2 separate regions of the Homo sapiens genome follow, and region 2 is linked to region 1. A link is a loop called in an ENCODE intact Hi-C map of the cell type or tissue named here. Cell type or tissue: body of pancreas. All regions are shown on one strand. Each heading gives the region's core, and the rest is flanking DNA. Links, peaks and the distances in the headings are about the cores only. Region 1 overlaps CFAP221 (cilia and flagella associated protein 221). Region 2 overlaps SCTR (secretin receptor).

Evidence for each region. Hi-C counts contacts between places; a loop is a spot of excess contacts. Peaks named below come from ENCODE experiments on the same cell type or tissue, not always from the same donor. Only the 100,000 strongest peaks of a DNase experiment are listed, where the experiment ranks them.
Region 2: a loop joins it to region 1, with 4 times the contacts of the local background. A loop is called at or near these places in 37 of 110 quality-filtered maps.

What each region holds. Positions count from the first base shown.
Region 1 is chr2:119,653,232-119,668,670 of GRCh38, reverse strand. CFAP221 (cilia and flagella associated protein 221) reads right to left here. Exons shown (of 24, transcript NM_001271049.2): 24 at 12,010-12,309. The coding sequence ends at 12,201. Among named protein-coding and RNA genes, the nearest start is that of TMEM177, 18 kb to the left of the region's middle. In body of pancreas, for the core only: a CTCF peak has its summit at 8,439 (motif pointing right); a DNase peak (open chromatin) is centred at 8,450.
Region 2 is chr2:119,506,683-119,522,121 of GRCh38, reverse strand. The region is part of intron 1 of SCTR (secretin receptor); the gene reads left to right. Among named protein-coding and RNA genes, the nearest start is that of SCTR, 10 kb to the left of the region's middle. In body of pancreas, for the core only: a CTCF peak has its summit at 4,493 (motif pointing left); a DNase peak (open chromatin) is centred at 4,501; H3K27ac peaks cover 4,896 bases.

The sequences.
Region 1 (15,439 bases), core at 5,051-13,050:
TGCAGTCTGTAATTTGTTAGTCAATATCAGTTGCTAACACAGTCTGATTTTGGTTAAAACTCAGTCTTATTGTCTGCTTTAAAACTTCACTCTCATATTTCACCCAGGGCTGCCCCTACCACATCAGCACCTCACTCCCAGGGTAGACTAAACTTGCTGTTCCAATGGCTTGGAGCCAGGGGTGGGATTGGGGTGCTCTCTCACCGATTGCTCTTTTCCTAGGGCTTCTTTTTTTTTATTTCTTCTAAAAAAAAAAAGGGATACATGTGCAGAATGTGCAGGTTTGTTACATAGGTATATGTGTCACGGTGGTTTGCTGCACCTATTAACCTGTCCTCTAAGTTCCCTCCCCTCACCCGCCACCCACCAACAGGCCCTGGTGTGTGTTGTTCCCCTCTCTGTGGCCATGTGTTCTCATTGTTCAACTCCCACTTATGAGTGAGAACATGGAGTATTTGGTTTTCTGTTCCTGTGTTAGTTTGCTGAGGATGATGGCTTCCAGATTCATCCATGTCCCTGCACAGGACATGATCTCATTCCTTTTTATGGCTGCAGAGTATTCCGTGGTGTATAGTACCACATTTTCTTTATTCAGTCTATCATTTATGGGCATTTAAGTTGGTTTCACGTCTTTGCTATTGTAAACAGTGCCGCAATAAAAATACGTGTGCATGTGTCTTTATAGTAGAATGATTTATATTCCTTTGGGTATACACCCAGTAATGGGATTGCTGGGTCAAATGGTATTTCTGGTTCTATATCCTTGCAGAATCACCACACTGTCTTCCATATTGGTTGAACTAATTTACTTTCCCACTAACAGTGTAAAAGCGTTCCTATTTCTCCACAGCCTTGTCAGCATCTATTGTTTCCTGACTTTTAATAATCGCCATTCTGATTGGTGTGAGATGGTATCTCATTGTGGTTTTGATTTGCATTTCTCTGATGATAAGTGATGTTGAGCTCTTTTTCATGTTTGTTGGCTGCATAAATGTCTTCTTTTGATAAGTGTCTGTTCATATCCTTTGCTCACTTTTTGATGGGGTCATTTGTTTATTTTCCTGTAAATTTAAGTTCCTTGTAAATTCTGGATATTAGACCTTTGTCAGATGGGTAGATTGTAAACATTTTCTCCCATTCTGTAGGTTGTTCACACTGACGATAGTTTCTTTTGCTGTGTAGAAGCTCTTTAGTTTAATTAGATCCCATTTGTCAATTTTGGCTTTTGTTGCCATTGCTTTTGGTGTTTTAGTCATGAAGTCTTTGCCCATGCCTATGTCCTGAATGGTATTGCCTAGGTTTTCTTCCAGGGTTTTTGGGTTTTACATTTAAGTCTTTAATCCATCTTGAATTAATTTTTGTATAAGGTGTAAGGAAGGGGTCCAGTTTCAGTCTTCTGCATATGGCTAGCCAGTTTTCCCAACACCATTTACTGAATAGGCGATCCTTTCCCCATGGCTTGTTTTTGTCAGGTTTGTCAAAGATCAGATGGTTGTAGATGTGTGGTGTTATTTCTGAGGTTTCTGTTCTGCTCCATTGGTTTTTATATATCTGTTTTGGTACCAGTACCATGCCGTCTTGGTTACTGTAGCCTTGTAGTATAGTTTGAAGTCAGGTAGCGTGATGCCTCCAGCTTTGTTCTTTTTGCTTAGACTTGTCTTGGCTATACAGGGTCTTCTTTGATTCCATATGAAATTTAAAATTTTTTTTTCTAATTCTGTGAAGAATGTCAATGGTAGTTCCATAGGAATAGCATTAAATCTATAAATTACTTTGGGTAGCATGATCGTTTTCACGATATTGATTCTTCCTACCCATGAGGATGGAATGTTTTTCCATTTGTTTGTGTCCTCTCTTATTTCCTTGAGAAGTGGTTTGTAGTTCTCCTTGAAGAAGTCCTTCAAGTCCCTTGTTGGCTGTATTCCTAGGTATTTTCTTCTCTTTGTAGCGACTGTGAATGGGAGTTCATTCATGATTTGGCTCTCTGCTTGTCTATTGCTGGTATAAAGGAATGCTTGTGATTTTTACACATTGATTTTGTATCCTGAGACTTTGCTGAAGTTGCTTATCAGTTCAATGACAGGGTTTTCTAAATATAACATCATGTCATCTGCAAACAGAGACAATTTGACTTCCTCTCTTCCTATTTGAATACCCTTTATTTCTTTCTCTTGCTTGATTGCCCTGGCCAGAACTTCCAATACTATGTTGAATAGGAGTGGTGAGAGAGGGCATCCTTGTCATGTTCTGGTTTTCTTTCTTTCTTTTTCTTTTCTTCTTTTTTTTTTTTTTTGAGACAGCGTTTCACTCTTGTTGCCCAAGCTGGAGTGCAAATGATACAGTCTCGGCTCACTGCAACCTCCGCCTCCCAAGTTCAAGCAATTCTCCTGTCTCAGCCTCATGAGTAGCTGGGATTACAGGCATGTGCCACCACACCTGGCTAATTTTGTATTTTTAGTAGAGACAGGGTTTCTGCATGTTGGTCAGGCTTGTCTTGAACTCCCAACCTCAGGTGATCCACCCGCCTCAGCCTCCCAAAGTGTTGGGATTACAGGTGTGAACCACTGCAACCGGCCTTGTGCCGGTTTTCAAAAGGAATGCTTCCAGCTTTTGCCCATTCAATATGATGTTGGCTGTGGGTTTGTCATAAATAGCTCTGATTATTTTGAGATATGTTCCATCAATACCTAGTTTATTGAGAGTTTTTAGCGTGAAGGGATGTTGAATTTTTTCAAAGGCGTTTTCTGCATCTATTGAGATAATCATGGAGTTTCTGTCTTTGGTTCTGTTTATGTGATGGATTATGTTTATTGATTTGTGTATGTTGAACAAGCCTTGCATCCCAGGGATGAAACCGATTTGATCGTGCGGATAAGTTTTTTGACGTGCTGCTGGATTCGGTTTGCCAGTATTTCACTGAGGATATTCACATCAATGTTCATCAGGGATATTGGCCTGAAGTTTTCTTTTTTTGTTGTGTCTTTCCCTGGTTTTGGTATCAGGATGATGCAGGCTTCACAAAATGAGTTAGGGAGGAGTCCCTCCTTTTCAATTGTTTGGAATAGTTTCAGAAGGAATGATAGTACCAGCTCCTCTTTGTATTTCTGGTAGAATACAGCTGTGAATCCATCTGGTCCTGGGCTTTTTTTGATTGGTAGGCTATTAATTACTGCCTTACTTTTAGAACTTGTTATTGGTCTATTCAAGGATTCGACTTCTTCCTAGTGTAGTCTTGGGAGAGTGTATGTGTCCAGGAATTTATCCATTTCTTCCAGATTTTCTAGTTTATTTGCGTGGAGGTGTTTATAGTATTCTCTGATGGTAGTTTGTATTTCTGTGGGGTCAGTGGTGATATTCCCTTTGTAATTTTTTATTGTGTCTATTTGATTCTTCTCTCTTTTCTTCTTTGTTAGTCTAAAGTGGTCTATTTTGTTAATTTAAAAAAAACAGTTACTGGATTCATTTATTTTTTGGAGGGTTTTTCATGTCTCTATCTCCTTCAATTTTTCTCCGATCTTAGTTATTTCTTGTCTTATGCTAGCTTTTGGATTAATTTGTTCTTGCCTCTCTAGCTCTTTTAATTGTGATATTAGGGTGTCAATTTGAGATATTTCAAGCTTTCTGATGTGAGCATTTAGTGCTATAAATTTCCCTCTTCACACTGCTTTAGCTGTGTCCCAGAGAAGCTGGTATGTTGTCTCTTTGTTCTCGTTGGTTTCAAAGAAATTCTTGATATCTGCCTTAATTTCATGATTCACCCAGGAGTCATTCAGGAGCAGGTTGTTCAATCTCCAGGTAATTGTGTGGTTTTGAGTGAGTTTCTTAATCCTGAGTTCTAATTTGATTGCCCTGTGGCCTGAGAGACTGTTTGTTATGATTTCAGTTCTTTCGCATTTGCTGAGGAGGGTTTTACTTCCAGTTATGTGGTCGATTTTAGAATAAGTACCATGTGGCACTGAGAAGAATGTATATTCTGTTGATTTGAGTAGAGAGTTCTGTAGATGTCTACTAGGTCCACTTGATCCAAAGCTGAGTTCAAGTCCTGATTAGCCTTGTTAATTTTCTGTCTCATAGATCTGTCTAGTACTGACAGTGAGATGTTAATGTCTCCCCCTATTATTGCGTGGGAGTCTAAGTCTCTTCACAGGTCTCTAAGAACTTGTTTTATGAATCTGGGTGCTCCTGTATTGGGTGCATATATATTTAGAATAGCTAGCTCTTCTTGTTGAAGAAGAAGGGCACCTCAGCCTGAAGCAGGGGTGAGGACTTCTGGAAGGTGGGGGGTGGGGAGGTTTGGGTGCATAACAGATCCATTGGCACCCCAAGGATGGCCAGCTTGGAGCTTCAGGCAGTGGTGAGCTTGGGAGTAGCCTGTCCCTAGATTCAGCCTCAAATGAGGTCAACTTCCACCACCAGGGACAGTAAGCACAAAAAAAGCACCCCACATTTGGTGGGCCTCTAGCTTTTGAGATATTGACAGCTGGACCTGAGACAGGGCACACACTCTGTGTGTGTATATGTATTTGTGTGTGTGTGTGTGTGTGTGTGTATGTGTAAAGCTTGCACTATTGGTTATGGGGGTGTGTGGGAGGGATAAGCATTCTTTGACTACCTTATATATACACCTCAAAGTGCATTGCTTCCTTGAAAAGTCTTTTCACAGTGGTTTTAACAAACTTCCTGTAAACAGAGTATCAGAAATGAAATACTTTTCTAAGAACACACCACTTTTAGAGAATGGGTCACCAGACCCCTGGGTCCATGCCTTGGCCAAGATCTGATCAGGCTTTTTGGTGGTAAGAAGCAGAGTCACTTAAGCTTTTTCAGGACAGAGGTGGTTTTCAGGTTGGGCCCTGTTCCAGGGGCTGGCTGGGAACGGGGGCAGGAACTCAGCAATGGGTGTGCTTGGGTTCTATCCCAGCTTGCTTCTTGCTATCTCTTGGTGCATCTACTTTTTTCCTCGTGTTTTCCAAACACCAAAAACCCACTTCTTCTTTGCCTACAACTTCAGTCACTCATGGCCCATCGCAGCTGCCCCGCCCAATTTCTCCATTTTATAACTGTCCAGCTTCTGTCCTTGTTGCTAACTTGCTTGGTCTCTCTCTACTTCCTGGTCTAAATTCCTGAAAGAAGGGATAAGGTAAGCTCAGCCTGTCTTGTAATGCCAGACTATCAGTTTCTGGCCTGCCTGGCTTGCTCTGATGGGGCTCATGGTGAGGAGGAAGGGGAGGGGTGCTGTGGCTCTCCCTCACGGTAAGGGGCTGCCCATTTTCTTGGTGCTCCCAGGCCTCCTGCAAGATGTCCTCCAGGAGAGGTAGGTCTCCTTGCCTTCATGTTGAAACACCTCTCTGTGATGCCATCTAGTGAGAGAGAGCAGGAGGCCAGTGGTCTTAATCCAAAAGGGAAGGCTGCATGGTTTGGGCAAAGAGACCTGAGAGGGATGTCTCCATATCTTTGGAAGAGACATGAGTAGCCCTGGGCCAAGTCCATTCCCCTACCTTCAGGGAGTCCATACTCTAATCATCTCCACTCTTTAAACATTTACCGAAACCCATCCTCAAAACCCTGCTGGAAGAGAGAGACTTTGTGTGTGTGTGTGTGTGTGTGTGTGTGTGTGTGTGTTTTGAGAAAGAGTCTAACTCTGTCACCCAGGCTAGAGTGCAGTGGTGTGGCGATAATGGCTCACTGCAGCCTTGACCTCGTGAGTTCAAGCAGTTTTTCTACTTCAGCCTCTTGGGTAGCTGGGACTGCAAGCACGTGCCACCATGCTTGGCTAATTAATTTTTTTGTAGAGACGAAGTCTCACTATGTTGCCCAGGCTGGTCTCAAACTCCTGGGCTCAAGCGATGCTCCTGCCTTAGCCTCCCAAAGTGCTAAGGCACTTCAGACTGTGAGCCACCACGCCTGGCCTAGTGTTCTTTAGTGCAATGCTCCATCTCCTTCACCATCTGGAGAGTTCTCTTTCATGCATAGATCCCAACATAGCTATTGGAGCACAGGAGATGAATGGGTGGAGGGTAGAAAGGATAACTGAAGAAGATGCAGTGGTGAGTGAGGACTCAGCTTCACTCCCTTAACAAATAAATATTGTGATCCTAATAACAGCTAATATTTATTGTGTATTTATTGTGCATTGTGCTACCAGGATGATCTCATTTAACCTCACAACAATTCTATGACGTCAATACTGTTACTTCCCCTTCTTTAATAAAAAGCAAGGAAACTGCATGGACTTGATAAATTTACAGAGATTCCACCAATACTTACCAGGGTGGGGCTAGACGACATTCCATGTCCTTCCATCTCGGATGTTCTGGATTCTAAATTTTATCTATTAGAACCAACTCCTATATTTTTTATAGCAAATAGACTCTATGAACATACTTGTCCGTGAAAATGTAAATGAATATTAGATACATAGTTTTCACATTTCTTTTATATTCCTTAATTCAACAAACATTATTGCTATTGTTTTGAGACAGGGTCTTGCTCTGTTGCCCAGGCTGGAGTGCAGTGGCACAATCTTGGCTCACTGCAGCCTCAGCCTCCTGGGGTCAAGTGATCCTTCCATCTTACCCTCCCCAGTAGCTGGGACCACAGATGTGCACCAACACACCTGGCTAATCTTTTTTGTATTTTTTGTAGAGATGGGGTTTTGCCATGTTGCCCAGGCTGGTCTTGAATGCCTGAGCTCAAGCAATCCGTCCACCTCGGTCTCCTAAGGTGCTGGGATTACAGACATGAGCCACTGCACCTAGCCAATTTTTAAAAAATTGAGACAGGGTCTTGCTCTGTTGCCCAGGCTGGAGTGTGGTGGCATAATGTCGGCTTACTGCAGCCTTGACCTCTCAGGCTCAAGTGATCCTTCCACCTCAGCCTCCCAAGTAGCTGGGCATGGGCCACCATGCCCGGCCAATTTTTGTGTTTTTTGTAGAGGCAGGTTTTCACCATGTTGCCCAGGGTGGTCTTGAACTCCTGGGCTCAAGGGATCTACCTGCCTCAGCCTCCCAAAGTGCAGGGACTACAGGTGTGAGCCACCATACCCAGCCTCAAAAAACATTTATTGAGAGCCTGCATTGTGCCAAACATCTTGCTGCATGCTGGGGATACAGAAATGAGTAAGACATGGCTGCTGCTGGGTGGGGCAAACTTGCCAGCTGATTTCTTTAGAGCAAAGGACATTTGCTAATTTGTATTTTTTTCTATATTACATGTTTTAAAGAATAAGCAATTAAGTAAAATACAAATATCATCACATAATATCTTTACTCTTAGAGACTCCAAAGCTGAAAGTTTAAATAAAAAGTTAAAAAATGTAAATCTGTAATATTTTCATTGATTACCATGTAGTAGAGAGAAGAGTGGACTGGGTACCAGGATCATGGCTCACTGCAGCCTTGACTACCTGGGCTCAGGTGAGCCTCCCACCCCAGCCCCCCAGGTAGCTGGGACTACAGGTACACACCACCACGCCTGGCTAGGCAACGAAACCTTTGCAGGAAACCAAGATCCTGCCCAAACCTGGCTCTTCTGCTAATTGGGTAAGTCCATGAAGCTTTCTGGGCCTGAGTTTCTGCATAAAATCACACTAATAACAGCTACTTTATGTCTTAGAATGTTTTGAGGATCATTGAGAAAATACTTCACAAACCGGAAGTTCTAGAAAGGAAAGCAATAATAATCACTTCTAAAATGAAGCTGCTTGGCCAGGCATGGTGGCTCATGCCTGTAATCCCAGCACTTTGAGAGGCTGAGGCGGGTGGATCACTTGAAGTCAGGAGTTTGAGACAAGCCTGGCCAATATGGTGAAACCCCATCTGTACTAAAAATAGAAAAATTAGCCGGGCGTGGTGGCGGGTCCCTGTAATCCCAGCTACTTGAGAGGCTGAGGCAGGAGAATCGCTGGAACCTGGGAGGCAGAGGTTGCAGTGAGCCGAGATTGTGCCACTGCACTCCAGCCTAGGTGACAGAGCAAGACTCTGCCTCAAAAGAAAAAAAAATGAAGTGACTGCAGTGAAGTATCCCGATTCTTCGGTTACAGGTATCTTTGGCCTTAGAAGGAGAATGGCATGATAACCCGAGTTAATGCAAGACAGGGGAACTGGCAGGTCTTCAGAAACAGCTGTTGAACCCAGGGATACTCATTCCCTTGGCCAGCCCCTGATTATGGCCATGGTCTCTAAGGAACCCGGATGATTGATCCCATAGGGAGTCCCCAAACATCACGTGGTCAACGATTTCACCGAAGGAACTTTTTCTGATGGACTCATTATGGAAGAAAATACATATAAGCCTTCTTTGCCTTTTCCACCTAAAAGTGGTCTGAAACAAGGAAGAAAAGCACAGATGATGATCTGATAAATATTATTTGGAAGTCGATTTGGTGGAAACGGGTTACAACTTGGGAGTCAGGAGAGGCCTTTCTTGTGGCAACCACCAGGTGGCACCAGATCCCCAACACAGTCAATACAATCTTTCCAAGGGGCCACGACCTTTTCAACCTGGGGAGAGCAGGGAAATAAGAGAAATTGGCTCTTGTTTATAGGTGGGGAAACTGAAATGGACATAAGTACATGCACTGACATGGGAACAGGCTCAAAGTCTGGAGCCAGAAAGTTCACACCAACAATGCAATGTGGGGCACCCAGCAAGAAAGGGAGATTGGGTAGGTGGAAGTAGCCAGGGATTCAGTAGCTGCTGGTTGGATGTTGGTGAACGAAGTGATGTGCACAGCATGGTATTAAGCGTGGATGCTGAGGGAAGCAATTCCCTGAACAAACATTGCCTGGGCCCTTCCTCTCCACAGAAGCAGGGACTAGGTAGGCCTTGCCTCAGAGGTCAGTACAGGGGCCAAGGGGCAGAGGCCTGGGGAAACCTTAGGTGAGAAGGACACTAAGCAAGAAGGTGGTGAGGTCATAGGGAATAGCATGTGCAGAGGCCCAGGGGTGCGGACGAGTGGGTTATGCTTCGGAAACTGCTAGTAGGTCAGGCCAGTGACTGGTTAATGTGGAGGAGGAATGCAGAGGAGCACATGGGAGCCCTTGGGGGCCTTAAAAATTACCCACAAGAAGGATAAACCAGAAACTAAAGAGATGGTTGCCCACAGTGGGAAGGGTGGGTACCCATGGGGCAGCAAGATGGCGGAATGGAGATGGATTGGGAATGAGAAGGAATGATACTTCTCTGAGTATCTTTGTATTTAGAGCCATCGTAATGTTCCACGTACCCTGAAATAAATAATTAAACCCAACTAGCGTGTAGGGGAACCCAAGATGAAATACAAACAGTAACACATGAACCTAACTCATATGAAAACACAACCACACTGATGGGAGTAGGAGACAAAGAAAGCAACAGAACCAGCCCAGGCAATTCGGGAACCAGTATTTTAACTGGACTCTATAAAGCCAAAGTAAAAAGGACACCAATACTGTAATGTAGTTAGTAAATGTGTTTCTCGCAAGGAGATGTGTTAGCAAATGGGATGTTACTTTACGGATACACCAAGCAACACATAAGGTAATACATCGTAGATGATGGGAGCTAAGCTGCTCACTGTAGGGGAAAGAAGTTACAATTAAGGAAAGGAGGAAGGCCAAAACAAACCCCAGGTGTTGGACTGGAATTGGAAGCATCAGTATCAATGCGTTTTTTTTTTTTTCTTTTTCTTTTTTTTTTTTGAGACAGGCTCTCATTCTGTCACCAGGGCTGGAGTGCAGTGGTGTGATCATGGCTCACTGCAGCCTCGACTTCCTGGGCTCAGGTGATCTTTCCACCTCAGCCTCCCAGGTAGCTGGGACTACAGGTGTTTGCCACCATGCCTGGCTAAATTTTCTGTATTTTTGTATTTTTAGTAGAGATGAGGTTTTGCCATGTTGCCCAGGCTGGTCTCAAACTCCTAGGCTCAAGCGATCTGCTCACCTTGGCCTTCCAAAGTGCTAGCATTACAGGCGTGAGCCACCACGCCTGGCCATAATTCATGTTTTTTGATATATATACAAGACATAAAGATAGAGAGATGAAAATGTGTGTGTGTGTGTGTGTGTGTGTGCGTGTTGAGGGGGGCTCAGTATAAATACTTGTATTTTCTAGCTCTGGCCACTGAGAGGGCTCGGAAGCAATTGGACCACAGTAGCAACAAGTACCAGTTGCTGTAGCAGGTCTTGATTTCTAAATGCCATTCTCCAGTGAAAGGAACCAGGGCTCCTTGGAGAAATGGTTGATTCCAGGGCTGACGTGGGAAAGATACAGATGAGTCTGGAATATACTGTGATGCTGGAAGGTAAAGATGTGCTTAGGAAAGGTCGAGGATGCACTGAAAGGTCAGAGGTGTAACCTGAGGGGCTCCCAATGGCCAGAGCTGGAACAATTTGAGAACAAAATAAACAACGGTAGTGTTGGATTATAACCTATATAATAAAATAAATGTCCATGATTCCATGCTGATATAAAAATCTACTGAATAAAGAAGTAACTAAATGACGGTGAGGGACAGCTCATGGACATTATCATTAAGTGGACATCATGGTAATGGTTGTGGCAGACAAGACCCACTCACCAATGGATGCTAAAGTGGGAATTCATATAAAGATACGTAGATACAGAGTGGGAAAAAAGCTGAGGAGAAACAGGATGTTTGCATAATCTCAAAGTCTCTCCCCATGATTATATTAATGTCCCAGTGGAGAAACTTGGCAGACACCACTTTAGCCAAGCAACCAAGGTAAACATCACCAGTAAGAAGACATATCGACATCACAAGCCCCTTGATAAGATGCACCAAGAAGGACATAACGCTTCTGTGGAATTCTTGCAAAAATGCATAACCTCACCCTAGTCTTGGGAAAGCATTAGACACACACACACTCTGAAGGCCAGTCTACAAAACAACTGTCAAAGGTGTCAAGGTCACAAATGATGAGAAAAGACTGAGGGACTGTCACAGATGAGGAGAAGAAGGGGACACGTTGACCAATCGCAGTGTGGACTCCTGGAACACTGAACGGACATTACTCAATAAAGCTGTACCGATTGTAATTTCCTGTTTCTGATCATTGTCACGCAGGAGATGTTAATGTTAGAGGAATCTGAGTAAAATATAGATGGCAACTTTCTGTACTATTTTGCAAGTTTTCCTTTAGTTTAAAAATATTTCTAAATAAAAAGTTTTTAAAAAATGACTGATGCTTATGTCCTGCCCTGTGAGTGAAGGGCAACTTTCATGTTTGAGCTCTTGTTTTATGCCAGGTATACTCTGCACATTTCCTAATTGAATCCTCACAACCCCATGTAAGGTGAGCACTTGTCTTTGCATGAGGGGAAAATGAAGTTCAGAAATGTTAAGAAGGCCACATAGTGAGTAAGAGCAGGACTGGGATTCAGAATCAATGAGTTAATGAAGACTACAAACATACAGTCTGATACCAGCTATTTAAATGTATTCATAGAAAAATGAGTGGAGGGAATACATCCAAATATATTTGGATAATTTTGGGTTATTATAACACAACCCAAATGTCATCAGCCTTCCTGGCCTGTGCATATGAAGGCAGTCATGTTCACAAACACAATACTGAGGCCTGGTTTTTACTGACATGTGTTCACTGGAACTCCTGGCTCCCTTGCAGTGACCTCCTGCTCCAGGTGCTTCTGTGAGTTCCCAGGAGGATGCTTCCTCCTGGGAAACTGGTGCAAGCTCTAGTCACCTCACAGTGTCCTCTCCAGGTCCAGGTCCCCTGCCACTGTCTGCCACCTGCACAGCTATGTGGGGAGCCAGCATTCATACCAGTATTGCTCTTCCAAAGCCAAATCTAGTGATGCCCCAGGGATGGAGGGGGCTGCTTCTGCAGAGGTGGGAGAGCATCCCCTCCCCAAAACCAGTCTCCCACCACACCACACCTCCAAAAGACCCCCAGAAACAGCTGCCAGTGCCCGGCTCTTAGTCTCTCATCACATGTTGCTCAGAAGCATTCCGGCACTAAACACCGCACCAAGAAGCTAACAACGCTGTCATCATCCTAACTCCATTTTATTTTTAAATATAAGATTTATAATTATCACTTAAAAGATATATACATCCTCTACATTTCATTTTTTTATCCAGAAACTTTAATTGCAGAGATGGCTGGCATGTAAATGGACGCAAGGGGCCACAGTGGCCCACGGAAAGCAAATGGAAGGGACTGACCTACTGGTGACTTTCATTCTAGAATCAGGTATGTGTTGAGTGCTTTGCCCCGCAGGTTCCTCATCTCCTCGAGCAGCTTCTCTCCGGCCTTCTCTGCTGGTTGTGCTTGATCTTTCACTTCTCTGAGTATCAAAAAACCCAAGAAGGAAACATGAGGACACTTAATAAAACCACGCAAATCACCCCCCGCCAGCAGTGCTGGTGAAGGTCGGAGGAGCATTTCGTTTAATATACAAAGAAGGTTTTCACCACAGTTAGTGATAGTTTACTTACCAGTGAAAACACTCAGCTTATGAATGATTCAAACCTGGCTTCTGGCCTCAGCTGCATCAGTTTCTGAGCATGGGCAAGTTACCCAAGAATCCACAGCCCCTGTTTCCTGATGTGCGAATGGTGTAATTCCCATCTCCCAGCATTGTAGCAAAGGTGAAATGAGATCTTATTCACAGAGATCCTGGTGTGAGGTCTTCTAAGTGCTCAGTCAATGCTGGCTGGTTTTTCATCTTTATGAATGAGGTAGATACACACTATTTCTAACTCTGGCAATGGCTCCAGAAGAGTGAGCACCTCAGGGAGAGTTGTGCACCTGGACCAAGTAGTGGCTGAGTGGAGCCGAGGCTGATGTTGGTGTGGCGGGGGTTGCTGGGTAGAACTTTGACTGGACGTGGTGTAAAATGAGGCTATCAATTGATGGGTGCAGTGGGAGTAGACAAAGGGCGGAGAGATGGGGAGGACCTGGGCTTCTTAGGGGCCAGCTTGCCTCTTGGTGGGCTGGGGCCAAGGGTTAAGATGGAGACTCGGCTCAGAGACTGTCATGGTGCTCACCAGCATCCAGATATGTGGGAGGAAATGACGAGTGTTTTGGTTAAAAGGCCATATGTCTTGTTCAAAGACTGTGAACTCAGCTATATAATCTGCTTGGGCAATATAAATCCAATATAAAATAAAGTGCTTCTGAGACATTTTTGAAAAGAGGGTGACATGTTTGGCAAATGGCTGACAGTTTTGGAAAACCAGAAATACCTGAAAATGGAGAATTAAGATGTTCCCTAATGCACATAATTAAAGAAATTAATTGGTACCATTTTATGGAATCATGTCTAAAAATATATAGATCCTGTCTCCCCTTAGAGATACTAATGATTGAGTAATACTGTGTTGATCTAAGGAGTGCTGAAAAATGTGTCAGCAACTAAAGTCACAGTCTCACAGTTCCTTGAACATTTTGTGGGGAATGTGATTCCCCTGTGGGTCTTGAAAGGGCCAAGACCGCTGTCCAGGCAGCAGAGAATCTCTCTGGTGAATTTCAGCCATTGAGTGAGAGCAGATGATTCTTTGCATCCATGAAAATAAATGTTTGCCAGAAACCAAATAAAGAACAGTCTTCAGGGGGAAATGGGACACTGCTGATGTGTTCTTTTTGTTCCGTCCCTGTCTGTCCAGGCTCTGGGTGTCTGGCAGGGAGGACTCTGTTGGCTTCTGGCTGGAGAGAAGGAGGTGAGGAAGAGGAAAAAGTAAGAACAGAGAAGGAAAAACTGAGCACAGGATTAGGCTTGATGTGAGCTGAGGAGAGTTTCTGAACCAAATCACTTTTGAAAATGGTCTGTGGGATATCAACTTGCTGAAATACTATGCAGCCAATAAAATGATAATTATGTTGACAATTTTCGTTCACAAAAAATGTACATAAAATAATTTTACCTGCCAAAGAGGTAAATTAAAAATGTCATGGAAATGTTTATTGCAAATGTGTGAAATGTATGTATGTTTTTTGAAAAAATTAGAAGCTGACTTGGTGTGCAGAAAATGTTTATAGTTCATTGTTAGTTTGTTTTTCTGTAAAGTACTAAAAATACGTAAAAAATGATATACCACTTTGAGTGAATATGTAAAGTAATAAATTCTATTTCGTTTAATGATAATTTGATAACCAAATGCCATTCAACATTAGCTCCATGGTATGAAGAGTGAAGACTCATGTAAAAGAGCAAGTGAGTAGATAGGTATTGAATATTACCTTGCTCCTGGGGCAAGCCATTCTATGTCCAGAGGTAATATTTGAAGTAGAAAAAAAAAAAGGTTTTCATTTAAAACCCTAGGTCAGTTTTTTGAAACTTGAAGCAAAACACAAAGTGCATCTATGTGTTGAGGTGCAAGAGGTTTTATGTGCTGGGTAGCAGAACACAATATTCTATTAATTAACTAATTAATTAATTAATTAACTGATCAAAACAGATGCTTACTGGAATTCCATTTAAAATTTTGTTTCTTACATTTTCTTTTACCAGAAACTGCCAATCTGTTTTCTGAGCAGTGTTGGCTGCTGCAGGTCTCTGGAACTATCACAGACAAACCAGAGAGACCTCATACAGCTCTAAGAAATGTGAGCATTCCTTTCAGAAAAGGCAGGCCCCCCACAACAAAGTAGACGACAAACTGAGAAAATAAATTTGCAGCATATATAAGAAAGGGTAATTATCTTTAATAAATGAGGGACTCTTGCAAATAAGGAAGAAATATAGGCAAAATAGGCAAAACAAGTCCCTCATAAAAGAAGAGAAATGGTTGAAAAGCATAGATAAGTTTTTAGTATAACTTGTAAACAAAGAATTAAAATAATGAGATGGTCTTTTAAAAAGTTCTGTCTCATTGATAAAGATGAAAAAAAAAGATGACACTATTCCATGTTGTCCAGGGCATTTGAATGCAGGCAGCTCTAACCTCTACCAGTAGGAGAGATGGTAACACACTATCTGGATGGTCATTAAGCAATATATATTAAAACCTTAAAATGCGCATTGATCTAGAATTTATCCTAAGAAAACAGTCTGATAAGTTTGAAAGGAATTATAGCACAAGGATGTTTGTTGCAGAACTATTGATAACGGAAAACACTGCAAAGAGTTTACACGTTCATTGGCAGATTGTTGATTAAATAAATTATGGTACATCTACTCGGAAATATAATAATTCATATGTATATTTATAAGTATGTGCTTATGATATGTTGTTAAATAAAAGTGCAGAAGATAAAACAATATGTATAATATGATTGAATTTTGTTAAAACCATATGTATTTATATTTTATTTATTTATTTTTTTGAGATGGAGTTTTGCTCTTGTCACCCAGCTGGAGTGCAATGGCGCGATCTTGGCTCACTGAAACCTTTGCCTCCCAGGTTCAAGCGATTCTCCTGCCTCAGCCTCCCAAACACCTGGGATTATAGGCACCTGCCACCACGCCCAGCTAA
Region 2 (15,439 bases), core at 1-8,000, 140 kb after region 1:
GATTTCTCCATGTTGGTCAGGCTGGTCTGAAACTCCTGACCTCAGGTGACCTGCCTGCCTCGGCCTCCCAAAGTGCTGCGATTAGAGGCATGAACCACCGCGCCCGGCGGTCCCTTGTATTTTCAAATGTGCATTACTGCCTTACATAATCACAAGATGGTTTCCTGTGTATAAGTCGTGGTCCTTGGGTTATTTTACGGCTTCTGTAGACCTTAGATCTCACACTTCTTGGCTGAGAACTCCTGTAATAAATAGGAGTGGAACTGACCTACTTTGGTTGGAATATTTCCCAGCCTCTGGAGCCCTGCTTTCCTTCTGTTTGACTCTGGGTGGTCACACATTTGATTTTGAAATCTAAGTGTGTTCAAATAATTTTTTATTCATTTGAAGCTCCCCCTTGAGGGAGATTATAGGCATCTTCCCAATGGAGGGGGGTCAGTGAGGCCAAATTGCTTATTACCGCTCTCCCTCTACTCCATATAGGGAGGCGTCAGAAGTGACCCTTGTAAGTGAAACCCAAAAAGTGGCCGAATGGGGCAGTTTTCTGAGGCCTCCCTATAAGAAATACTGATCACAGCCCCCTCTGCGGCCCCACCCCCATACATCTCATGAGAACTTTTACCTGGAACATTACTGTAATTATTTACTAACACATCTGTCCCCCAAACCCCAATATGCACACTTTGAACTTGAACATGGAGACTCATCTTGTTCATCTTTCATCCCTAGAGTCTGTCACAGTGTAAGAAGGAGCTCAGTGAGTGTTTGTTGAATGAATGCATGGATGACTGAATGAAATCATGCTGATGCAGCAACAAATAAGGAAGAATCACCTCTTGAAAGCACTCCTTACTTGCTAAATTGTACAGAAATGTGTCAGGCTGTAGAGAAAGAGTCACTCAAGGTAGGGCTTTTTAATCCATGACATTTGGCAAACTGCCAATTTGTTAACCTTAGTGAGTTAAGTGAGGTGTGTGGGGCTGGTTTTTCCTTCAAGCAGAGTTTCTTCACACTACTGACATTTGGAGCCAGATAATTCTCTCTTCTGAGAGCTGTCCTGTGCATTGTACAATGTCTAGCAGCATCATGGACCTCTGCCCTCTAGAAGCCCATGATCACTCCAAAGCTGTGACAACAGAAAATGTATCTCTAGACATTGCCAAATTTTTTCTGGGGGTAGGAAGGGCAAAATCGCCCCTGCTTGAGAACCGTTGCCTTAAAGGTTGTCATGTTTCAGGACAGATACACAGATAGGGCTAACAATAGGTATTCATTTCACATTGGGTTTGGGGCAGTGGGGTTGGTGATACGGCATCTGAGTCAGAGGATGGAAACAGGTGTGCCTGATGAAAACCAGTTTCCAAACTGGACAAAGGACTTCTGTGGAGAATGTTTCCTTGATCTATTCCACCCTCCCTTCCCATCTTTTTCCCTCCTATCTCCATCCCTCCTCAGTTGATGGCTAAGAAATATAAAAATTCCAAGTACAGGCTCTGGCACATGGAAGCCTTCAGTACATGGTGGTCGCTGCCCTGTCCGGTCATGCATCTGGATCCAGAAGCTGACAAGCCCTGTGGCTGCACAGTGAGCAGAACCTTAGAAAGGCCTGCAAGCGTTGCCTGCAGAGCTGGTAATTACCCTGTTGCCCGGGCTGGAGTGCAATGGTGCGATTATGGCTCACTGCAGCCTTGAACTTCCTGGCTCAAGTGATCTTCCCACCTCAGCCTCCCAAGCAGCTGAAACTACAGACACCTGCCACCATCCCCATCTAATTTTTTAATTTTTTTAGAGATGGGTCTCACCATGTCTCCCAGGTTGGTCCTGAACTCCTGGGCTCAAGTGATCCTCCTGCCTTAGACTCCCAAAGTGTTGGGATTATGGGTATGAGCCACCATGCCCAGCCTGGGAGCTGATTATTGATGACTTTTCAGAGAGGGTCACTGGGGATTTTTTTTGTGTACCTGGAAAAACACTTTCTAGTTTTCTGAAGAAGTATTTGTGGATTTCTTTTGAGATTTTTATTATCCCTGAAGTTAATAAGTGAAGGATGATGAAGGCTCCTTTAATTGACTCTTATTTTCTACCAGACACTCTGCTGAGTCCCTCCTAACACTAACACTCACTTCAACAGTTATTAGCCCCATGGTGCAGATGAGGAAACTGACACTTGGATAGATGTGAAGCCATTTGCTTAAGGCCACCCAGCTGGACATGGTGACATGAGACCTTAAACCTGGAACTTCTTTTTTGTTTTTTTTTCTTTTTTTTTTCTTTGTTTTTCTTTTCTTTTTTTCTTTTTTTTTTTTTTTTTGAGACAGAGTCTCATCTCACTCTGTCACCTAGGCTGGAGTGCAGTGGCGAGATCTTGGCTCACTGCAACCTCCGTCTCCCAGGTTCAAGCGATTCTCCTGCCTCAGCCTCCTGAGTAGCTGGGACTACAGGCATGCACCACAATGTCTGGCTAATTTTTGTATTTTTTAGTAGAGATGGGGTTTCACCACATTGGCCAGGCTTGTCTTGAACTCCTGACCTCGTGATCCACCCACCTTGGCCTCCCAAAGTGCTGGGATTACAGGCGTGAGCCACCGCAGAGCTTCTTAACCAGCACATGCATCTGCTCCAAAAGAGAGGCCTGTTCCGGGTTTCTGGTGCCCAAGGAGCTGTCATAAAATTATCTCCCAAACTTCAAAATAGCATTAATTTTCATTTAAACTAATCAATTTGTGAAACATAAAAAAATACTGAGTTACACACAGCATTTATTGAGGGGCCCAGAAATGAGCATGGGGTCACAAAATCCAACAGGAGGAGATACCAGTTCCCAAACAGTTTAGGGGAGTCCACTTAGGCGGAGCGCGGTGGCCCATGCCTGTAATCCCAGAACTTTGGGAGGCCGAGGCGGGTGGATCACCTGAGATCGGGAGTTTGAGACCAGTCTGAGACCAGTCCGACCAACATGGAGAAACCCTGTCTTTACTAAAAGTACAAAAAAATTAGCTGGGCGTGGTGGCCTGTAATCTCAGCTACTCGGGAAGCTGAGGCAGGAGAATCGCTTGAACTTGGGAGGCGGAGGTTGCAGTCAGCTGAGATCATGCCATTGTACTCCAGTCTGGGCAGCAAGAGCAAAACTCCGTCTCAAAAAAAAAGGGGGAGTCCACCTGCTTTGGCATCGTCACCCTTTGGAGTTCCCGCAGAACTTCCCAACCTCACCCTGTCCTCATGATCCCCACCCAGGTTGGGAAGTCCCCAGATTTCCTACCATGACAAGGGAGGACATAGCCTCTCTTCCTGGCACCCCCTTGCTGAAAGCCTAGATTTAATATCTGGGATTCGAGCTCCACCACCAGAACAGCCTCTTGCAGTGAGCCCCAGCTTGGTCTCTGCATCCCTGCTCTTAGCAAGCTGTAGGTTCTCACCACTGACCTTCACTCAGGCTTCGGGACAACCTGCAGCTCAAGGTAAAACCACAATACTCAGATGCTATCTACTTGCTTACATTACAAACAGAAGGCTGCTCAGCATTCCTATGGACTCCTGGGGCCCACCCAGCCTCTACATTGTGCGTCTGTTCCAAGGATGGCATTTGGGGAGGGTCATCCCTGGTTCATCACGTCCCGCAGTCTTAGCCCATTGTGCTGCAGGCTCCTGAGGTTCCCAGAGTCATCTCCAGATCCTGCCATGCCCCACCCCACTTCCCTCACCTGAGGCTCTTAGGCGTGCTCCTGATGGCCACGTGTCTTTCAAATTTCTCACCTCCCGCCTCCCTCTCATGTTCAACAGATGGGCTCACCTTCCATTTCCCAAGAGTTGAGACTACCTGGATGAACTTCTAACCAACATCTTGCCCTTACAGATGTGTCTAAATTGTACCCTCTGTTCCTTTCCTTCCCGTCTGTCTTAGTCAGCTGTGTTATCATAACAAAATACCACAGACTTGGGGACTTAAACAAAAGAAATTAATCTCGCGGTTCTGGAGGTTGGAAGTGTGAGATCAAGATCCCCAAGGGTTTGGTCTCTGGTGGGGACCCTCTTCCTGGCTTGCACATGGCCACTTTGTCCTCATGTGGCATTTCCAGTGAGTGTGTGGATGCAGGGGAGGGGAGGGAAACACCTTTCTGGTATTTCTTCTTGTAAGGACACTAATCCTATAGGATCAGGGCCCTATTACTACAATGCTGTTTAACCTTAATTACCTCCTTATGGGCCCTACCTCCAAATACAGCCACCCTGGGGGTAGGGCTTCAACATATGAATTTAGTGGAGACACATTCAGTCCATAACAGCATCCAAGTGGAAGAGAGGCTGTTCCCCAGACAACAGCCTGTCCCTACTCCTACCCCTACCGACTTCCTTCCCAGGACAACACAATGACAGCCATCTCACCCAACCTTCACCCTCTTCCTCTCCGCTGACTTTTCTCATCAGCTGGTTAACTTCCCCAAGTCTATCCAGCCCAGGCAGTAAATAGCCCTCTGCTCTCTGCCCCCTGGTGGCCAGCTTCCTGTAAGACGCGTCCACCTTCATTGCCTCCACTTCACTCACTCTCACACTGCAACCTGGCTCCCACGCTCCACCCACAGAAACCAGCCTCACCAGTGCCCTTCGATTTGCCACATTCACTGGATTCTTTTTTATAATCTTTTTTAAAAAATAAAAATTGTAGACTAAGCACGGTGGCTCACTCCTGTAATCCCAGCACTTGGGGAGGCTGAGGCAGGTGGATGGCTTGAGCCTGGGAGTTCAAGACCAGCCTGGGCAACATAGGAGACCTTGTCTCTACAAAAAATTTTAAAAATTAGCTGGGTGTGGTGGTGTGTGCCTGTAGTCCCAGCTACCCAGGAGGTTGAGGCGGGAGGAATGCTTGAACCAGGGAAGTAGAGGCTGCAGTGAGCCATGATTGTGCCACTGCACTCCAGCCTGGGTGAAAGAGTGAGACTCCGTCTCAAAAAAAAAAAAGCACTTAAAGTGTACAACATGATATTTTGAAATACACAGTGAAGTGATTACTATAGTCAAGCAAATTAACATATGTTTCTTCACAAAGTTACCATTTGTGTGCATGTGTGTGTGTGTGTGGTAAGAGCACCTGAAATCTACTCTTATGGCAAAATTCCAGTGTACGATACAGTGTTATTATTATTGTTATTACTTTTGAGACAGAATTTCGCTCTTTTTGCCCAGCCCAGAGTGCAATGGTGCGATCTCAGCTCACTGCAACCTCTGCCTCCCGGGTTCAAGAGGTTCAAGTGATCCTCCCGCCTCAGCCTCCCGAGTAGCTGGGATTAGAGGCATGCGCCACCATGCCTGGCTAATTGTGTATTTTTAGTGGGGACGCGGTTCCACCATGTTGGCCAGGCTGGTCTTGAACTTCCGACCTCAGGTGATCAGCCCACCTCAGCCTCCCCAAGTGCTGGGATTATAGGCGTGAACCACCACACCCGGCCCGATACAGTATTATTAACTATAGTCTTCATGCTGTACATTAGATCTCTAGACTTATTCATCCTGGTGTAACTGCAACTTCATACCCTTTGACCTATATCTCTCCATTCCCACCCCCTCCCAGGCCCTGGCAACCACCATTCAACTCCCTGCTGCTTTGTATTCAACTTTGTAATATTCCACATATAAGTAAGATCATGCAGTATTTTTCTTTCTGTGACCAGCTTATTTCACTTAGCACCATGTCTTTCAAGTTTATTCATGTTGTCACTAATGATAGGATCTCCTTTTTTAAAGCTGACTGGCATTCCATTGTATATATGCAGCATGTTTCTTCATCCATTCATCTGTTGAGAGACACGTAAGTTGCTCCCACATCTTGGCAATGGTGAATAGTGCTTCAGTGAGCATGGGGGCACAGGTACCTCTACGAGGTGCTGATTTCATTTCCTTTGGGTTTATGACCAGAAGTGTGATTCCTGAATCATATGTTAGTTCTATTTTGAATTTTTTTGAGGAAGCTCCATGCTGTCTTTCATAATGGCTAAGCCAGTTTACATTTCTTCCAATAGTATGTAAGAGTCTCCTTTTCTCCACATCATTGTTAGCACTTGTTCTCACCCCACATTAGCCCCCCTAACAGGTGTGAGATGATGGCTCATTGCGGCTTTGATTTGCATTTCCTTCATGATTGGTGATGTTGAGCAGCTTTTCATTTACCTGTTGGCCATTTGTATGCACTAGATACTTTCCAGTCCGGATCCTACCAAGGGTCATCCATGCAGTTTTTGAGAGAGAAGAGATACTATGAATAGTTACACTGAGACACTAGGAAATACCCAACACATCTTAGAGGCATGCAGTGCTGGGCACCTCCTTCCTTTCCATCTTGCCAGCAACATGGCTCAGGCCAACGTGGTTCTGAGTCTGACCGCCTCAGAATCAGGGAAGATGATGGTGGAACTCAGTCAGAAGCTAGAGTCCTGGGAACCATGGGGGGACCACTTGTGCAAGTTCTAAAATCCAAGGCTGTAGAACCTGGGATTCTGATGTTCAAGGACAGGAGAAGGGTGTCCCAGTTCCAGGAAAGAGAGAGAAAGAGAGAGAGTAAGTTAGTGAATTTACCTTTCTCTGCCTTTTTTGTTGTATTCAGTGCCCAGCCGATTGGATGGTGCCTGCCCACGTTGAAGCAGATCTTCCTCACTCAGTCTACCAACTCCTGAGCCAATCTCCTCCAGAAACACCCAGAAATAGTGTTTTACCAACTATGCAGTTAGCCCTTAATCCAGTCAAGTTGACACTGAAAAGTAATTATTTCAAAGACAATCCTCACGTCTTGCTTAAATGGTAGAGCCATCTCCTAGGGGTTCTTTACTACTACTCTGACCCCATCCTCCTTCCTTCTCATAATGGCAGACTTGGCAATGCCACTCCCATTTAAAATTCCTCACAGCACTTACATTGGGCCCTCTGGCCATTGACTTCTCTGGCCCCTGTTGGAGACCATGAGCTTCAAGGACAGAATCTATGTCCCATTCACCTTCATGTCACCAGTGATGGGCAGACTGCTAAGCATATAGTAGGTGCCCAATAAATGTTTGCTAAAATTTTGAGTTTTGAATAGGTTATATAATGATGAGTTTCCTGTTTTTATTTCTCATTGTATAAATTAGACTATTACTTTCCTTTCCCCCCTTGAAGCGATATCTTTCCAGTCTCTGGTTGTTAGGCAAGTAATTATAAAGTGTGAGAAGAGAGATGATGTTGAGTCTCTTTACCTTATTCAGATTTTTTTTTTCTTTTGAGACAGAGTCTAGCTCTGTTGCCAGGCTGGAGTGCAGTGGCATGATGTTGGCTCACTGCAACCTCTGCCTCCCGGGTTCAAGAGATTCTCCTGCCTCAGCTTCCTGAGTGGCTGGGATTACAGGCATGCGCCACCACGCTTGGCTGATTTTTTTGTATTTTTAGTAGAGACGGGGTTTCTCCATGTTGGTCAGGCTGGTCTCAAACTCCCGACCTCAGGTGATCCACCTGCCTTGGCCTCCCAAAGTGCTAGGATTGCAGCCGTGAGCCACTGCACCCAGCCTTTATTCAGAATTTAAAAGATTTTTATTATATCTCCTCCCAGATTTTGCCATCTTGACTTAAGAGTCCAAAATTAAACTCCAAAATAGCTAACAGAACCCACTTGACATATTTTCTCTCTTATTTGTGTCTTCTTTGTTATTCTTTCTCTCTGCAGACTGGATTTTTCTGTTGCTTTCTACAGGATAGTATATGGATGCTCCATAGCCTCCAAGTTTGCATGCTTTGGAAATGGGAGAGATTGGCTTTCTCCCCATGCCAACACCAAATATCCAAGGAAGGCAGATTGTCTCACACCTGGTTAGGTTTTCTCCTTTGGTCTAATCAGTGGGATAGGATCACACAGCATAAACCACCCAGCCTAGACATGAAAGGGTTCTTCCCAGGGGGCAGTTGTTGGTTCAGGGGCTAAGCAGACACCTCAAAACATGTCTACCATCTGGAAAAATAACCCAAAGAAAGAGATGGTGGAAGTTCATCATAGAATTGTCAAGCAAGAGGTGAACTTATACACCACAGTGGGACCAACCACGACTATGTGTTGAGTGAGACAAAGGGTGATACACCCTGCAGAGACACTGTTAGACATGCAGTGACTCACACAGTTTACAACTTAAGCACTTCTTCTTTAAAAAATTACCATAGTTTTATGTAGCAAAACCAAAACTCAATGTAAAATTATGGGATACTAAAAAGTGGAATTTACCCAGAAAAGCAATGGATGGGCACCAGTTCCATGGTTCTGCAAAAGACCCTAGAAAAGATTCAGTTCAGAAAATCAAAGGGCTCCTTGAAGAACACCCCAGAGAAGACAGTAGGCAATGTTACAGAAAGCCGTTCTCTTCAGAACCTTGAAGTACAGCTCTGATGTGTAATTAATGAGGTGAAGGCCTGTGAATTTTGTGATCAACAAGAAAAAAGAAAGTGGATTTAAAATTCTAGGAAAAGACAAAAGTTATACAAAACGTTTGTGGTCTAAATATTTTAAAATCCAAACTTTGACATGATTTTAGCAATATTTCCAAAACTCCATGTAATGATGACTTAGACTCAGGCTCTGAAACCAAAAAGGAAAGAATATGTAATGTATGTTTTTGTTTAGTTAATAAAAATAATAAAATAATATAGAAAAGTACCATTTAGTGATTTTTCTCTGACAATCTCTTATTAAATTTTTGAGGAATTTTTTTAAATATGCTTAGGGCATTCAGTTTAAGATGACAGATTGACCACATATATTTATCTGCTCTGTCTCTGGAAACACTTTTAAAATGACAGTAAAGGAATAGAAAAGGTATAAACCCATACAAAGAGAACAAAACAAGAGACAGAGATGAAGCAGAAATTTCCAGAAATCTTTGGAAAATGAAAAGTGATGAAGTGATAGCTGTATGGAAAGAATAACCTCAATGCCTGTAGCAGGCAGAGGAGAAACTGTCAAGTCATCCTGTGGCACCCTGGAAAGGCCCCAGACACTGAGGAGAGTCCACTCATAGACCCCAGCAGTGGGCTCCCTCTTGGCCTGGTTATGTTACAGTGAAGGCCACCAGGCAAGAAGCTGTTTAGGTCCACAGTGTTTCCAAGGACTATGTTACTGTCTCAAGCTTAGATCGTACATTGAGGAGGGCCTCCAATGTGGAAGCAAACAATCATGAGAAAAGTGCCTCAAGGAAACAGATCATGTAGACAAGAGGAGACAAACTTAAGACGTACAACTAATATTTGGAAATCCTTTGTGAAAATGATGCCTGAGCCACAAAACTAGAAAAGGATGCTATAGAAAAGGAATCATCTCAGAGTAAGAAAGGATTCTTGGAAGTTAAATGTATGAAACAAAACATTCATAAAAAAACTCTACAGATAATGTCAAGGAAATCTTTTATAAAGAAAATCACAAAGGCTGGGCACGGTGGCTCACGCCTGTAATCCCAGCATTTTGGGAGGCTGAGGAGGGTTGATCACCTGAGGTCAGGAGTTGGAGACCAGCCTGACCAACAAGGTGAAACCCCGTCTCTACTAAAAATACAAAAATTAGCTGGGCTTGGTGGCACGCACCTGTAATCCCAGCTACTCGGGAGGCTGAGGCAGGAGAATCAGTTGAGCCTGGGAGGCAGAGGATGCAGTGAGCTGAGATTGCGCCACTGCACTCCAGCCTGGGAAATAGAGCGGGACTCCATCTCAAAAAGAAAGAAGAAGAAGGAGAAGGAGAAGGAGAAGGAGAAGGAGAAGGAGAAGGAGAAGGAGAAGGAGAAGGGGAAGGGGAAGGGGAAGGGGAAGGGGAAGGGGAAGAGGAAGAGGAAGAAGATCACGAAGACAAAATGGTAGAATAGTAGAGAAAGATGAAAAGATTGGAGAATCAGTGCACCTCGTCCGATACTCTGCTAGTGGGAATTCCAGAGAGACAGCATAAAGATGAAGGGAGGAAATAATAAATTAAAAACATAATATTTTTTAAATTCCCAGAAATGAAGAACACAAGTCTTCAGATTGAAATGCTGACTGAGTATCCAATCAATAAATTTAAAAACAACCATTTCCTCAAGAAATTTCAAAATACCTAAGAACAAAGAAAAATCTTACATATATCTAGGGACAAAACAAAAAAGTTGTATACAAAAGATTTGGAATCAGAATTGGATTTCTTATTAACAATACAAGAAGAGGAGAAATGCCTTCAAAATTTGGAAGGAAAATTATTTCAGCCTAGTATTTTCTACCCAAATTGTTAATTAGTTTAATAATTAATCAAATTAATAAAAATATTTTCACTTCTGCAAAGATTCAAAAATTTACCCCCATGTACTTTTTCTTAGGAGGTTACTAGAGAATTCTGTGCTTTTGCAAAATGAGAGCAAACCAAGGAAAAAGCCATGATACCTAGGAAATGAGACCCCAGCCAGGAGACAGGGAGAGGGCACCCCAAACCACAGCCAGATAGCAGGCCTGGGTGGAGCAAGAGGAAGGAGAACTCTGAGACAGAAATATCCGGAGGAAAAACCAATAGGACTGTGGATAGATGTGTAACAGAGCTGTGGGAGCACTTGGAAAAATTAGCCATATGTACATGGAAAACTAATCCAATGAAAAAACAATAATGATAGACCTCAGGAAAAACAAAATGTACAAGAAAGACACATAATCATTTTACATGATTTGACTCAGCAGCGAACAATATTTCCTAGTCAAAATAAGTCATTATAAATGTAGACCATTCTTCACTAAAAATGAAATGAAGATTAGTATATGTAATATATGAGGAGAGAAGTATATGTAGGGAGATTTTAAAACATCTCATCTTTCTCTTCCCTAATAGGAAGTTTGACTGTCTCAAATTTAAAAACCAAGAAATAACAACAGTAAAAGAATATAATTTTTTTTTTTTGAGACGGAGATCTCAAAGAGATTGCTCTTTCACCCAAGCTGGAGTGCAGTGGCGCTATCTGGGCTCACTGCAAGCTCTGCCTCCCAAGTTCACACCATTCTCCTGCCTCAGCCTCCCAAGTAGCCAGGACTACAGGTGCTCGCCATCACGCCTGGCTAATTTTTTTTTTTTGTATTTTTAGTAGAGACGGGGTTTCACCGCGGTAGCCAGGATGGTCTCCATCTCTTGACCTTGTGATCTGCCCGCCTCAGCCTCCCAAAGTGCTGGGATTACAGGCGTGAGCCACCATGCCCAGCCAAGAATATAATTTTAAAACATGGAGACAAAAATGAAAATAAACAACTAAAAGGAGTTGAAAATGGTTGCCTGGAGAGCAGGTAAAGGTTATGGAAGGGAAATACTATTTGTCATTATACTCTTTGGTACTAGTACAAATTTAAAAAAAAGGCTCAGTGTGGTTATACAAACTCAATTTTAAAAATTTAAAGGGATTTAAAAAAAATGAATAGCTCTTGTTTTGAGGAAAATTTTACATAAAGTTCAGCAATTCTTTCATCTTCATTTGTCCCTCCTGTGAATTACAACTAAAATGTATTTAATACTTTTAAATTTAATGAATATATACAATATGTGTACATATACACATGCATATAGCTACTAAATGTCAGCCTCTCCCCCTCTTCTCTAGGTTGATGTAGATAGCAAAAGGGCTTGTTTCTCATCTCCCACATCTTCTGGGTGGTTGCTCCAAGGAGCCACATGCTCTTCCCAGGCGCTCCCAGCAACCCTGGGGACCCCAGTCCCTCTTTGCCGGTCACCACCTGGAAACATGGACTCAGTCCTCTCAGCAGAATGACATTCCTGTCTCACAGACACTGGTGGACACCACACATTTCTTTAGTTGGCATACCCCCTCCCCCCACATTATCTTGGCTTGTTACATTTTAGAGGAAGGATCAAGGGCAAAACAAATGTGAGATGCTCCACTTCACAACCATAAGTGGGAGTTGAACAATGAGAACACATGGACACAGGGTGAGGAACATAATACACGGGGCCTGTCAGGGGGTAGGGGGCTGGGGGAGGGATAGCATTAAGGAGAAATTCCTAATGTAGATGACAGGTTGATGGGTGCAGCAAACCAACATGGCACATGTATACCTATGTAACAAACCTGCATGTTGTGCACATGTACCCTAGAACTTAAAGTAAAATAAAAAAAAAAAGGAAATTCTGATACGTGTTGCTACATAGATTAACCCTGAAAATGTGCTGAGCGAAACAAGCGAGGTGCAATGAAACCAATACTGTGTGATTCATTTATGTGAGGTATCTAGAATAGGCAAATTCTTAGAGTCAGAAAGTAGAATAGAGGTTACCAGGGGCTGGGGAAATGGGGGGATGTGGAGTTATTGCTAAATGATGAGTTCAGAGCTTCTGTTCGGGGTAATGGAAATGGATACTGGGGATGGTTGCACAACATTGTGAGTATACCTAATACCACTGAATTGCACACATTAAATGGTTAAAATGGTAAATTTTATGTTATGTATATTTTACCACAGTTAAAAAAAAGAATTGTTGGATGAGAAGAAAAAGTTAAACTATCCTCCATTGTTGCTGTTTCTATAGTCCAAAGGAAAATCGCCAAGGAAGTTGAACTCTTCTTGCACAGGGCTTCCCATCATAGATATGTTATCCCATTTCTAACCTTGCTCTGTTGCTCTCAAGAGAGTCCTCTTTGCCAGAGGACTTTCAACTCTTACAGTGGAAATTGACATCTACTTTTGGGAAACCTCATTCACTATTCACACACATTGATACCGCCCTGGAGTTTATTTCCTACCCTGTATCAGTCAGCTAGGCGGCATAACAATTGCACACATCTCAGTGGCATGCAGCAATAAGTGTTTATTTCCCTCTTGGCATTTACAGTTGAGCTAGGGTGTGATTGATCCAGGCTGGGCTCTCCCGGCTTGGCTCCATCCCCTGGGTTAGGTTCAGTCTTCTACACCTGTCATTCATTCTAAGATGAGCAAGCTACCCCAGGTTCTGAAATGCAGGTAAGCATTTCAAACCTCTGCTCACATCAAATCACTAACGTCCCATTGACCATGGTCACACGGCCAAGGCCAAGCAAAGAAGTACACCTCGCCCACCATGATAGGAGTCATATGTATGTATAAACCCCATAGGGCGTTGAGACCAGTACTTGTAACTACAGCATACTTCTTTCCTGTCCTTGGCAGTAAATTTCCTAAGTCTGAGTTACTTCCTGTATATTAACATCAAGAGGACGCAATGGATGTACAACATGATGACTAAAGTTAATAACAATGTATTGTGTTTTTGAAAATTGCTTAGAGAGTAGATTTTAAGTGTTTTCACCGCACACACAAAAGTGAAATAATGCCTATGTTAATTAGCTCAATAAGAGCCTTTCTACAGTGTATACATATTTCAAAACAACATGTGCATAATAAATCTATACAGTTTTTATTTATCAATGAAAAAAATTAATTTAGGCCAGGCACAGTGGCTCACACCTGTAATCCCAGCACTTTGGGAGGCTGAGGCAGGAGGGTCACTTGAGCCTCATAAGTTCAAAACCAGCCTGAGCAACATGGCAAAACCTTGTCTCTACCAAAAAAATACAAAATTAGCTGAGTGTGGTGGTATGCGCCTGTAGTCCCAGCTACTCAAGAGGCTGAGATGGGAGGATGGCTTGAGCCTGGGAGGTCGAGGCTGCAGTGAGCTATGATTGTATCACTACACTTCAGCCTGGGCAACAGAGCGAGATTGCCAAAAAAAAAAAAAAAAAAAAAAAAAGAAGAAGAAGAAGAAGAAAAAGAAAGAAAGAAAAAGAAAATTTTTAGAAAAGAGAATATGATGGAATGTGGAGGTTCAGAAGCAAACTCCAGGATAAGTTTAGTCCTCTTAGTCCAGCAGAACAATCAGCCTTAGGGCTGTTACTCCCATCCCCATGGTTGAATATGGTTCACCGCAATATCCACACGTAGAAGAGGGAGGCACGTCCCTTTCCTTCAAGGGCATGAGACAGAATTTGCACATGTGTTTTTCACTCCAATCCATTGCTAGAATCTAATCTCATGGGCACGCCTTAGTTGCAAGGAAATTGGAAACTGTAGTGTCTAAGTGGGTAACCAATTGCCTAGTTAAGTTTTGATTATACTAGAGAAAGGGAAGAATATTTACTGGGGAAACAGTCTCTGCCAAAAGAGACGGGTGGTAAGAGTGAGAATGAGCCAGCACTTTGGGAGGCCGAGATGGGCAGATCACGAGGTCAAGAGATCAAGATCATCCTGGCCAATGTGGTGAAACTCCATCTCTACTAAAAATACAAAAATTAGTTGGGCGTGGTGGCTGGTGCCTGTAATCCCACCTACTTGGGAGGCAGAGGCAGGAGAGTCGCTTGAACCTGGGAGGCAGAGGTTGCAGTGAGCCAAGATCGTGCCACTGCATCATTCTAGCCTGGGCGACAGAGCCAGACTCTGCCTCAAAAAAAAAAAAAGAAAAAAAAAAAAAAAAGAACGAGAAAGAGGAAATGGAATGCGGACTTTCATTTCATATATGACACCCATAGCAAATTTGGCTCTTAGTTCAGAAACCTTGATTTAAAGAAATAATTTCTTTCTTTAAACTAATAACTGCTGCTGAGTCCCCAGCCTACCTTACTAGTGACAGCCAGGGGACGAGTTCTTCCCCTATTCCCCTGACAAATGGCAGCTCTGTTGACATGTTCACTTAGTGATAGCAGGGCTACACACACATTGGTTGTCTACCTTCCTCTGCATATTTAAACATTATTTTAAAAGGTTTAAAAGATAATTTTCATAATATTTTCATGCATTTTCTTCCAGATTTTTCTCTGAAAAATTAGTACATTTAACATAATTACAATCATACTGTACATATAAGTTTGTCTTGATTTTCCTGTTTAACATCACGGTATTACTGTTGATAGTCTGTACTGCTAAACACTTTCCTTAAATAATCATATGTAATGCCTGAACATATCCTGTTAAATGGACTCAACATACTTTACCTAGCTAGATGTTCTTTTATACTCAGATAATTAAGTTGTCTTTTTTTTGTAATTCAACTTTTTATTTTGAAATAGTTGTAAATTAACATGCAGTTGTAAGAAATAATACAGAGAGATCTCTTGTAACTTTTGCCCAGTTTCTCCCAATGGTAACATCTTGCAAAACTATATATAGACAGTACAAGATTACAATCATGATATTGACATTGCTGCAGTCAAGATACAGAATATTTCTGGCATCACAAGGGCCCTTCATGGTGCCCTATTATAGTTATTTCCACTTTTCTCCCATTCTCACCCCGTCCTTAACTCCTGACAACACGCATCTCTTCTCCATTTCTATAATTTTGTCATTTCAAGAGCATTATATAGGCCAGACATGGTGGCTCGTGTCTGTAATCCCAAGACTTTGAGAGGCTGAGGCAGGAGGATTGCTTGAGGCCAAGAGTTCAAGATCAGCCTGG